Regions from separate parts of the Homo sapiens genome. Here region 2 is linked to region 1. A link is an interaction called in ENCODE POLR2A ChIA-PET data of the cell type or tissue named here. Cell type or tissue: Panc1. All regions are shown on one strand. Links, peaks and the distances in the headings refer to the core of each region. The heading gives the core; the rest is flanking DNA.

Region 1 (5,378 bases), core at 325-5,324:
ACAATTAGGGACAGTAAGCGCAGACTACTTAGCAACTTAGTGCCCACGCCCACCCACACCACCCCTATATCTATACCAGCACACTGTTGTATAGCAAATACAGTCATCCATAAGTCACAGGGTACTGACAAAGTTTTAGATTCAGTCTTTGTGACTGTGATGAGGATGTCTCAGGTGTAGTGCTTGGCTCTGTGTTACTTGCCAATTACACCTGGTTGGATGTAAGAGACCAACGTTTTGGGGTCCACATCTCTTCTGTGTGGTAGTTGCTTTCCTGTGTTCTTGTCTTGCAGTGAATTCATGAGGACTTTTACTCTAGATGAGTAGTGTGAACCTGAAAATTTGAGACAGGTCTCAGTTAATTTAGAAAGTTTATTTTGCCAAAGTTGAGGACGTGCACTTGTGACACAGCCTCAGTAGGTCCCGACAACATGTGTCCAGGATGGCCAGAGCACAGTTTGGTTTTATACATTCTAGGGAGACATGAGACATCAATCAACATATGCAAGATGAACACTGGTTTGGTCTGGAAAGGTGGGACAACTCAAAGCAAAGGCAGGAAGACTTGAAGCAGGGAGGCGGCTTCCAGGGCATAGGTAGATAGAAGACAAATGGTTGCATTCTTTTGGGTTTCTGGTTAGCCTCTCCAAAGGAGGTGATCAGACGTGGATTCATCTCAGTGAGCAGCAGGGTGAGTTTGAATAGAATGGCAGGCAGGTTGGCCCTAAGCAGTTCCCAGCTTGACTTTTCCCTTTAGCTTAGTGATTGGGGGTCCCAAGATTAATTTTCCTTTCACAGTAGTCATGTTCTTTAGGCCATTTAGCCTAGCCTCCTTCAATATGGAACAGGGGTTGGACTAGAAAATCCCTAAATGCCCTGTGGCTCCAGCATTCTAGAATTATGAAATAATTCAGCAACATAGGACGTACATCTCTTTGGAATATCAAAGTCTTCCTTAAGGAGCAAGAAGGATGTCATTTTCCTTGGGAAATTAGGACTTGAAGAAAGAAATACAGAAGTTTAAAGTAGATTATTGAGCATTATGTCACACTTAGAGAGATTCGTCTCAATAGTTCCTATCTGTCTAATTTCTGTTTCTGGGGTACTGAAGTCAATACTATCTAGATAGGCCTCACAATAATCTCTTATTTTATTCCATCCCTCTTCTATATGGGGGACTAAATCAGGAAGTTGCAGGCTTTTTTTTTATTCCTCCTCCTCCTCCTTCTTCTTCGACAGGGTCTTACTATGTTAGCCAGGGTCGTCTCAAACTCCTGGCCTCAAGTGGTCCTCCTGCCTAAAAGTGCTGGAAGTAGAGGGGTGAGCCACCACTCCCAGCCAAAACTTTTTCTGTAAAGGACAATATAGCAAATATTTTAGGTTTTGCAGGCCAAAGAGACAGATCAAGGATATTATGAAGGTACTTGTGTAACCATTTAAAATGTAACAATTTTAATTTAACTGAATTTTAAGTAAAAGTCCCCATAAAAACCCCATCTAAAGGTCAGCAGCCTCAAAGATTTAAGGTAGATAAACTCATAAGATGAGAAAGAATCAATGAAAAAACCGCCGGAGCCTCAAAAAGCCAGAGTGCCTCTTCTCCTCCAAATGATCATGACAATTTTAAAATGTAGGAATCATTCCTAACTAGTATGCTATACAAAGAGCAGCCAGCAGGCTGGATTTAGCCCACAGGCCATAGTTTGCCAACCTCTGGACCAGAATGATATGAAAGGGAAGGAACCAATCCAGAGACATTTGTGTTAGTCACTGAGGAACCTCCCTACAAGGAGCAAAATGACCAAACTGGAATAATCTGAAAATTGTTTTGCTCACGTCTGACACTTTGGCTGGAATGACTTGAAGATGAGGGCTAAGAACCAGAGCCCCATATAACTTGGCTTCTTACAGCTTGTTAGTTTCAGGCTAGTCAGGCTTCTTGTATGGCTCAAGGCTTTAAGAGTGAGTGAATGAATCAGAAACTGCATTGACCCAGCCTTGAATATCCACAGCCTCATTTCCCACCATACTCTGTTGGTTGATGCATTACTAAGCCTACCTAGATGCAAGAGGAAGGGACAGATCTACCCCTAAATCAGAGGAATGTCAAAGAATTTGAGGGTATAATTTTATTTTATTTTTGAGACAGGATCTTGCTCTGTTACCTAGGCTGGAGTGCAGTGGTACGACATTGACTCATTGCAATCTCTGCCTCCTGTGCTCAGGCGATCCTCCCATCTCAGCCTCCTGAGTAGCTGGGACTACAGGCATGCGCCACCATGCCCAGCTAATTTTTGTATTTTTTGTAGAGACAGGATTCCACCATGTTGCCCAGGCTGGTCTCGAACTCCTGGACTCAAGTGATCCACCCACTTCGGCCTCCCAAAGTGCTGGGATTATAGGCATAAGCCACTGCACCTGGCAAGGGCATAGTTTTAAGTAATCACACTTTGGTGATCACTAGGTCTGCATATCCAGTGTTTGGAAATCTATTTCTAGCCTGCCTTTTGGATTTGATGACATTTTAAACCCCTCAAACTTATCCACATTGGCTCTTCACTCTACCGTTGGCTTTTTATGCTTCCTTGATATCCACATTATTGTAAGTCTTTGGTAAGAGGTTCTTCCCATTGGCATGGACCTACAGAATGCTCAGCCCTCTCCAAGGACAAGGATTTTATACAATACAACTAGGACTAGAGATTATTAGAGGCCCTCTGCTCATCATAGAGTTGTCTGTATAGCTGAAGATTCTATTAGCAGAGACAGGGAGGCAGCTGTACACTTGCAAAGTGATTGAGTTGCTGGCAACTCACACCACTGCTGGAAAAGTTTCTAAATATGGCCCTAAAGGCAGAAACTATAAGAAAGAGAATGATAATTTGGCTACGTAAAAATGAAAAAAGATGAAAAAATTATTTCCTCAAGTTTCTTACTAGCTACTGATTTTAAATGAAATATAAGAGCTTGTTTGTTAAAGGTGTGTAAACACTGGTGTTCTTACGTGGAGAATACAGACCTCAACATAATGTTGCCTAAGATATTTTATCAGAATGGGAGGGTTGTTTTCCTTCTGTGTAAGTGAATAATAAATACTACGTGTGAGAATGAGTCATATCCTCAAATACTTTTCTTTTTGGTGACCAATAAATCTCTCATGATTCTCATGAAAGAATCTTAACAGACATTTACTCATACATTTACCACGGTATCGAGATAGGATATACATGGGGAAACAAAACTCTGATGCCATAGGTAAGGTAGTAGAAATAACTTTCAACTGGAGACAGAACTTTCCAGTTGGAGCTTGTGTCATCCTGGAACATTTATGCCCTTGGGCAGGTCACTTAACATCTCTGAGCTTTAGTTTCCTTACTATTAGTAAAGCATAATAATACCTTGGAGAGTTGCTATGAAGATTAGAACCAAATAAACATTTACTGAGCTCCGACTCTTTGCCACGTTCTTAACACACGTGAAAGAGTGTTTGTAAAATGCTACACAAAAATGTTACATCACATAACAAATTCCCTGCTCTAAAGGAGGCCTGAGTAGAAGAAGGACAAAAGAGCATACATACAATTAATGATAACAAAATTTGAAAGTGAGAAAAGCTCTACCAGTAAAAACAAAAGAACCGATCAGAGAAGATCAGGGAATTTAGCTGGGAAGCTTGAATTGGGCTTTGAAAGATGGGTAAGTGCTTGGACCTATGGGGATGTGTGAGAAAGATAATGTAGATAGAGGGTATATGCTATGGTTTGAATATTTGTTCATTCCAAAACTGATGTTGAAATTTAATCCCCAGTGTGGCAGTATTGAGAGAAGGGGCCTGTAGGAGGTGATTGGATCATGCGGGCTCTGCCTTCATGAATGGATTAACCCATTCATGAATTAATAGGTTATCATGGGAGTGGGATTGGTAGCTTCTTAAGAAGAAGAGAGACCTGATCTACCATGCTAATCCCCCTGGCCATGTGATAACCTGTACCACCTGGGGACTTTGCAGAGTTCCCACCAGCAAGAAGACTCTCACCAAATGCGACCCCTTGATTTGGACTGCTCAACCTCCATAACTAAAAAATAAGTTCCTTTTCTTATAAATAACTCATTTTCAGGTATTTGGTTATAAGCAATAGAAAATGGACTAAGACAATACAATATGAGAAGGGGCAAACAGGAGAAATGAAAGCAAAGATAGTATAGGGAAAACAACAGTAATTTAACAATAGTGTGGGGTGGACGAAGGTCAGCAGTAGCCAGAAAAAGCTTGGAACCAAATCACAAAGAGTCCTGAAGACCACGCTAAGGAGTTTAGAATTCATTCCTTAGGAAATAGAGTTGTATGAAATGTGCAAACTTTGGCATTAGACTTGGGTTGGCCCCTCACTTCCTAGCTATGCAGTTTTGAGCAAGCCACTTGACCTCTTTAAACCTCAGTTTCCTCTTTCATATAATAGAGAGACTAATACTAACCTAAGTACCAAGCTTAGTACCTTGAAAATAGGAGATGCTTGACATATCAAAGTTATTATTGGTTAACTACTGAAGGACTTTAATTAGAGTAGTGAATATAATTTTATTCTACAGCACTATGTACACTAGATTAGAGGCTGGGAGAACAGCTAGGAGAAAATTACAGTAGTCTAGGAAAGAGGTAGTGGAGTCATAGGGAATACAGAAAAATTTAAAAGTAGAAGGTTCAAAATAAGAGTGTTAGAAAATATTTTAGGATAGAATATAATGAACCACGTTTTAGACACAGAAAATCCATTATAGGAGAGGAAATGAAGATGTACATGACAGGAAAACACCTACGAACTAAATTCTGGAGGAGGTGAGTGGGGATGAGATATTGCATCTAAGGGAAATAGTACTCTGCCTTTTTATCTGTTTGTATTCTGTGATACAGAATGCATTTTTGTCAGTATAAATAATTTGGGGAATAAGATAAGTCACAGAGATTGAAAGAGAATATCTTAGAACGAAAACAGAAAGAAGAGAGTAAGAAAATGCCAAATGAGGCTAAATAGACATTATGAGATAAAAAGAGACAACCTCCCACTCAAGCAGAATGTGAGGTCACCTGCAGGAAATGAGGTAGGTTTCATATATACGACTAGAAGAGTGTGAAGAGTATGGGACTAGATTAGTCTAGATCAAGATTTCTTAAATTTCCTTTAATCAGTAGTAAATACTATTCTTATTTTGGAACACATCATTCTCCGGGAGCATGGAGTCTGTTCTGTTCATTGCAGGGCATTTAGTAACATTCTTGGCCTCTACCTATTTAGATATCAGGACCCTTTCCCCCAGTTTTTTTTTTTTTTTTTTTTTTGAGACGGAGTCCCGCTTTGTCCCCCAGGCTGGAGGGCAAT
Region 2 (5,378 bases), core at 83-5,082, 180 kb before region 1:
CATACATTCCCCAAAGCAAAAAATCTTCTAGGCCATATTGGCTGGCAGCAATGGAAAAGGAGAGATAAAAATAAGGATATGAGGCCAGGCGCGGTGGCTCACGCCTGTAATCCCAGCACTTTGGGAGGCCGAGGTGGGCAGATCACCTGAGGTAGGGAGTTCCAGAACAGCCTGACCAACATAGAGAAACCCTGTCTCTACTAAAAAATACAAAATTAGCCTGGCGGGCTGGCGCATGCCTGTAGTCCTAGCTATTCGGGGGGTTGAGGCAGGAGAATCGCTTGAACCTGGGAGGCAGAGGTTGCGGTGAGCCAAGATTGTGCCATTGCACTCCAGCCTGGGCAAGCGAAACTCTGTCTCAAAAAAAATAAATAAATAAATAAAATAAAAATAAGGATATGAGACATGGCAGGTTTTGCCACTTAGGCTTAACAGGCCTCAGCTGTGGCCTGAAAATAAGCTACTGTGGGTTTTGTGTGGACCAGGGGCTTCTTTTTCTCACATTCGTTTGGTACTGGTGGCTGCCAAATGGGAACTGTGAAATGTCAGGGACAGTTGGTGGCAACGGGAAAGCAGGCCTGAGCCAGATGGCCCTTCCTTCATGATCTTGTGTCACTCAGCTGCCTGAACTGGGGACCTAGTCAACCCAAGGCTGGGGTCAGTCTTTTTGCTAAACGAGAGATCTCCAGGGCTTACTGAAGAGCCTAAGAAGTCTTAGGTCCAGACTGAGGGCAGGTAGGGGCGCAGAGTAGAAAGAGGATGGAGGTAAAGAGAGGAGTGATGGATGATGGCGGTGGAGAGTTCACCTCTCTTGTGGTTGAGCGTTCAGTGGCCTGGTTAGAATTGCCGTCTCTCAAGCATACTAAAGTTTGGCATGAGCCATTCTGGGGCCAGAACTGCATGAATATTCCTGAGGGTTTCTGGCCTTCTCTTCAGAAGCTAGAAGGGTGACGCTAGGTTTGTGAAGGAGCAGGGAGAGGCCATTCTGAGCAGGGCCTCTTTCACGTGCAATGTGGGTGAGAGCTTCTGCCATGCCTTCCGTTGTGAAGGGCCTTGAGTCTCTATAGCTAAACGATTCATCATTGGCCAGGTGCAGTGGCTTACGCCTGTAATCCCAGCACTTTGGGAGGCCAAGGTGGGCTGATCACTTGAGGTCAGGAGTTCGAGACCAGCCTGGCCAACATGGCAAAACCCTGTCTCTACTAAAAATATAAAAAATTAGCCAGGCATGGTAGTACATGCCTGTAATCCCAGCTACTCAGCAGGCTGAGGCAGGAGAATCACTTGAGCCCGGGAGGCAGAGGTTGCCAGTGAGCCTAGATCGTGCCATTGCACTCCAGTCTGGGCAAAAAGAGTGAAACTCCATCTAAAAAAAAAAAAAAAGGAAAAGAAAGACAGGACAACAGAATTATGACTGAGATGGAATATTCCACTCACCAAGTGGGTGAGGGCTCTGTGCAAATTTCTCTCTCTTTTTTTTGAGACAGTCTCTCTGTCGCCCAGGCTGGAGTGCAGGGGCACAATCTTGGCTCACTGCAACCTCCACCTCCCCGGTTCAAGCGATTATCTTGCCTCAGCCTCTCGAGTCGCTGGGATTACAGGTGTCCGCTGGCTAATTTTTGTATTTTTAGTAGAGACAGGGTTTCACCGTGTTGGGCAGGCTGGTCTTGAACGCCTGACTTCAAGTGACCCACCTGCCTCGGCTTCCCAAAGTGCTGGGATTACAGGCGTGAGCCACCACACCTGGCTACATTTCTCTTACTTGTAGAAATAAATGTGACATTTTTTAACCTGAGTACAGTGCAGTAAAACTCACATCAGTTATGCTGGTTTCTAAAAACTGCCCATGTTCAGGTGTTCAGAAGGGGGAGCTCTGTGGTCTAACTTGAAGAACCCAATAGAAGGTTCCCATTGCCCCCACATAGCTCCCCTACCACCTCATCTTTGCCTGGCATTTTTGTCATTAGCATTATTCCTGTACTTCAGGTATTTCCTTAAAGAGGAAACCTTTAACCCCCATGACCTGACTGGCATGGCAGACTGCAAGGAGCTGGACCAAGAGCAGTCCTAATTAGGAGACTTTGCTCTTTGTGGTCTCTTTTCTGCATTTGGTAAAACAACCACGTCAGAGGCCAGTTTTGGCTTAACTGCCCCTCAAAGCACATGGTGTGGTGGTGTGCAGCTTCCTTCCGGGGGCCTCTGCCTCCTCTGCACCCCAGAATCTTTTCCTACCACGGAAACTGCTCCTGACCGCTATTGATCTGCATTAGCAAAAGGTGACAGAAGGCCGGGCGCCGCGGCTCATGCCTGTAATCCCAACACTTTGGGAGGCCAAGGCAGGCGGATCTCCTGAGGTCAGGAGTTTGAGACCAGCCTGGCCAACATAGTGAAGCCCCATCTCTACCAAAAATATAAGAAAAATTAGCTTGGTGTGGTGGCAGGTGCCTGTAGTCCCAGCTACTTGGGAGGTTGAGGCAGGAGAATCACTTGAACCCGGGAGGTGGAGGTTGCAATGAGCCGAGATCGCGCCACTGCACTCCAGCCTCTGCAACAGAGCCAGACTCCGTATCAAAAAAAAAAAAAAAAAAAAGTGACACAAGCACAGCGGGTCCCAAGAGTCTCACAGCCTGCCCCTGCCTCCTGACCTCTCCTCCATATTAAGGAGATGGGGAATCCTTCCCAAGTTTCCCGCTTATAATTTCTTGGATAGAGTACTCCTTTTTCAGGAAGTGGAATTGTGAGTTGCTTACTGGAAACTCCCTTCCATTAATCCTTTTTATATCCATAAGCTCAGGCCAAAAATCTCAGTATCATTCCTGATTCCTCCCTTTCTCTCACTCTCCACATTCAGGCCATCAGTGAGGTCAGTCAGTTCCATCTTCATAAGGCATCTCAAACCACAAGGACATACTTTACATAGAAAAAATAAACCTGTGTGTAGTGCATGGGGGCAATTCGCTAGCAGCTTTTCTATTGAAGAAGGCTAAAGAACACAGGAAGTGGAGGTTAAAGGTTTGACTGCGTAGGAACAAAAGTTTAGGTCTCAGGATTTTAAAACGGGGAATAAAGCTGACTTTTAAAATACACAATATTTTCCACTCTTGCTCTGCCACAAGAAAAAAACTTCTTTTTTTTTTTTTTTTGAGATGGAGTCTCACTCTGTTGCCCAGGCTGGAGTGCATTGGTGCGATCTCGGCTCATTGCAACCTCTGCTTCCCAGGTTCAAGCGATTCTCCTGCTTCAGCCTCCCGAGTAGCTGGGATTACAGGCACCCGCCACCACACCCAGCTCATTTTTGTATTTTAGTAGAGATGGGGTTTCATCATGTTGACCAGGCTGGTCTTGAACTCCTGACCTCAAGTGATCCACCCACCTCAGTCTCCCAAAGTGCTGGGATTACGGGTATAAGCCACCTCGCCCAGCCGAGAGAAAAAAAAAAAAAAACTTCCGAGAATTGATATGTGCAGTCTGCACACATATACATCCCAATTTTAGTCAAAAGGCTTGTTGCAGTCAAATCAGACTTCATACAGGCACATAAACTGGAGGGCGGAGTTCAGCCAGGTGGTATCAGTTTCAGGTGACCTGTGAGTTCCCTGGAGGCAGAGTGGTTGAGGTCATATGGTATCAAGGCTGACGGGGGGACAGGGGACTGATGGATCATGAGGACTTGTTCCTTGAGTCTGTAGCTCAGTGGTTGTTCTTCAGGACAGGGACCCTTTTAGTCAAGGCCTGGAAGGGAGTCTTTTCAGAGGAAGGAGGTGTGAATTAGGGAGACGTGGAGTGAGGGAGAGGAGTTCATTACCTCCACCAGACCATGAGCTCCCTGAGAGCTGGGCCAGAGACTGGACTCCTTTGAGGATCCAGTGAAGAGTGTTTTCTTTCTGGCACAAAGGCTGGGGTGATTCTGCGGACACAAGCAGGTGCCCTGGTATTTATTGCAAGTGCCAGATGCCAGATTCTAATTGGGATCAACATCTTCCTCACCAGCCTGAAGTTCTGCACAGATGTTGGTTTTCCTTCCCTAGAGAGGGCTCACTAATCGTTAGACCCAAAAGGAAACCCTTGTAGAGACCTCCTTCCTTCCTCCACCCCTCCACTTTATAAGAGGATGTGGCTGGCTGGGCACGGTGGCTCGCACCTGTAATCCCAGCACTTTGGGAGGCCGAGGTGGGTGGATCACCTGACGTCGGGAGTTCGAGACCAGCCTGGCCAACATGGTGAAACCCTGTCTCTACTAAAAATACAAAAATTAGCCAGGCGTGGTTGTGCATGCCTGTAATCTCAGCTACTCAGGAGGCCAAGGCAGGAGAATCACTTGAACCTGGGAAGCAGAGGTTGCAGTGAGCCGAGATCACACCACTGCTCTCCAGCCTGGGTGACAGAGTGAGAGTGAGACTCTATCACTCTGTAAAAAAAAAAAAAAAAAAAAAAAGAAGATGTGGTCATGGTGGGAGGGGTGTGTGGGGCCTCTACCACTTAGTGGCTGGGTAACTTTGGGCAAATTACCTTCCTAAGCTTGTTTTTTTTTTTTTTTTTTTTTCATTTTAAAGGTGAAAAGAATAATGTGACAAGCCTTGTAGGATTGTTATGAGCATCAAACGAGTTAATGAAGATAAAGTGTTTGATACAACAATGTCTGGTTAAACAAGGTCAATGCTCAGTACACCTTAGTTATGATTGGCACCTCCACAAGGGAGTAGGTATGGCTGAACATCTGATCCTCTGTGTCTTGGTCTGGGAAAACCCTGGATCCTGAGTAGCAAATGAGTGGGAAGAGTCCCAAGATGGTGCCAGGAAGGATGCAACAGGCAATGAACTTCCCTATCTCGCCCACCCCAATTATGACATCATCACGCTGATGGGGATTGTGTCCCCACAATGTGGCAGGAATGTACAAGGAGGAGCATCCTTAGAGGCCCAGTGCTGCTCACACCCTGCCCCTGTCTCAGCCTTCAGGGCACCCCAAGTTTGCTGTGCTCTAAGAAATGGGGAAGCACAAATTTCCAGAAAAAGCATAGCGAAGTCAACCCGAGGAGGTTGATAGAGGTTGGTGAGAATTAACTTTTGCCCAAAGAGAGACGCATGGGCTGGAAGAAAGAGAAGAGGCAATTTGTTTTGCAAATCGGGGACCTGGACCTGTCATCAAGTTTCCCACCGTCCAAAGGGGGGTTCATGGCTCATTTTCATGGGACACATGGGCTCGGGATGGGAGTGAGGAAAAGGTGACAGATACACATCTGGGTTCACACTGCTGTGGCTGCTCAGAAGGGAAGGAAAGCAGCCTCTTCTGTTTGGGGCATGGTAGGCCCAAGCCTTCTGAACTGCCCACCCAGCAGAGAAAACAGGCAGGAAGAGAAACTGAACAGAGAAGTGGA

The links. Peaks named below come from ENCODE experiments on the same cell type or tissue, not always from the same donor. Only the 100,000 strongest peaks of a DNase experiment are listed, where the experiment ranks them.
Region 2: POLR2A ChIA-PET joins it to region 1 with 10 read pairs; 3 of 35 experiments call an interaction of 5 or more read pairs at or near these places.

The regions. Positions count from the first base shown.
Region 1 is chr9:111,803,836-111,809,213 of GRCh38, reverse strand. No RefSeq gene overlaps it. Among named protein-coding and RNA genes, the nearest start is that of SHOC1, 12 kb to the right of the region's middle. In Panc1, for the core only: no CTCF peak of the experiment used is centred there; a DNase peak (open chromatin) is centred at 3,143; H3K27ac peaks cover 1,155 bases.
Region 2 is chr9:111,983,740-111,989,117 of GRCh38, reverse strand. No RefSeq gene overlaps it. Among named protein-coding and RNA genes, the nearest start is that of LINC02977, 54 kb to the left of the region's middle. RefSeq lists enhancers at 3,500-3,849, 5,180-5,279. In Panc1, for the core only: no CTCF peak of the experiment used is centred there; no DNase peak of the experiment used is centred there; H3K27ac peaks cover 2,432 bases.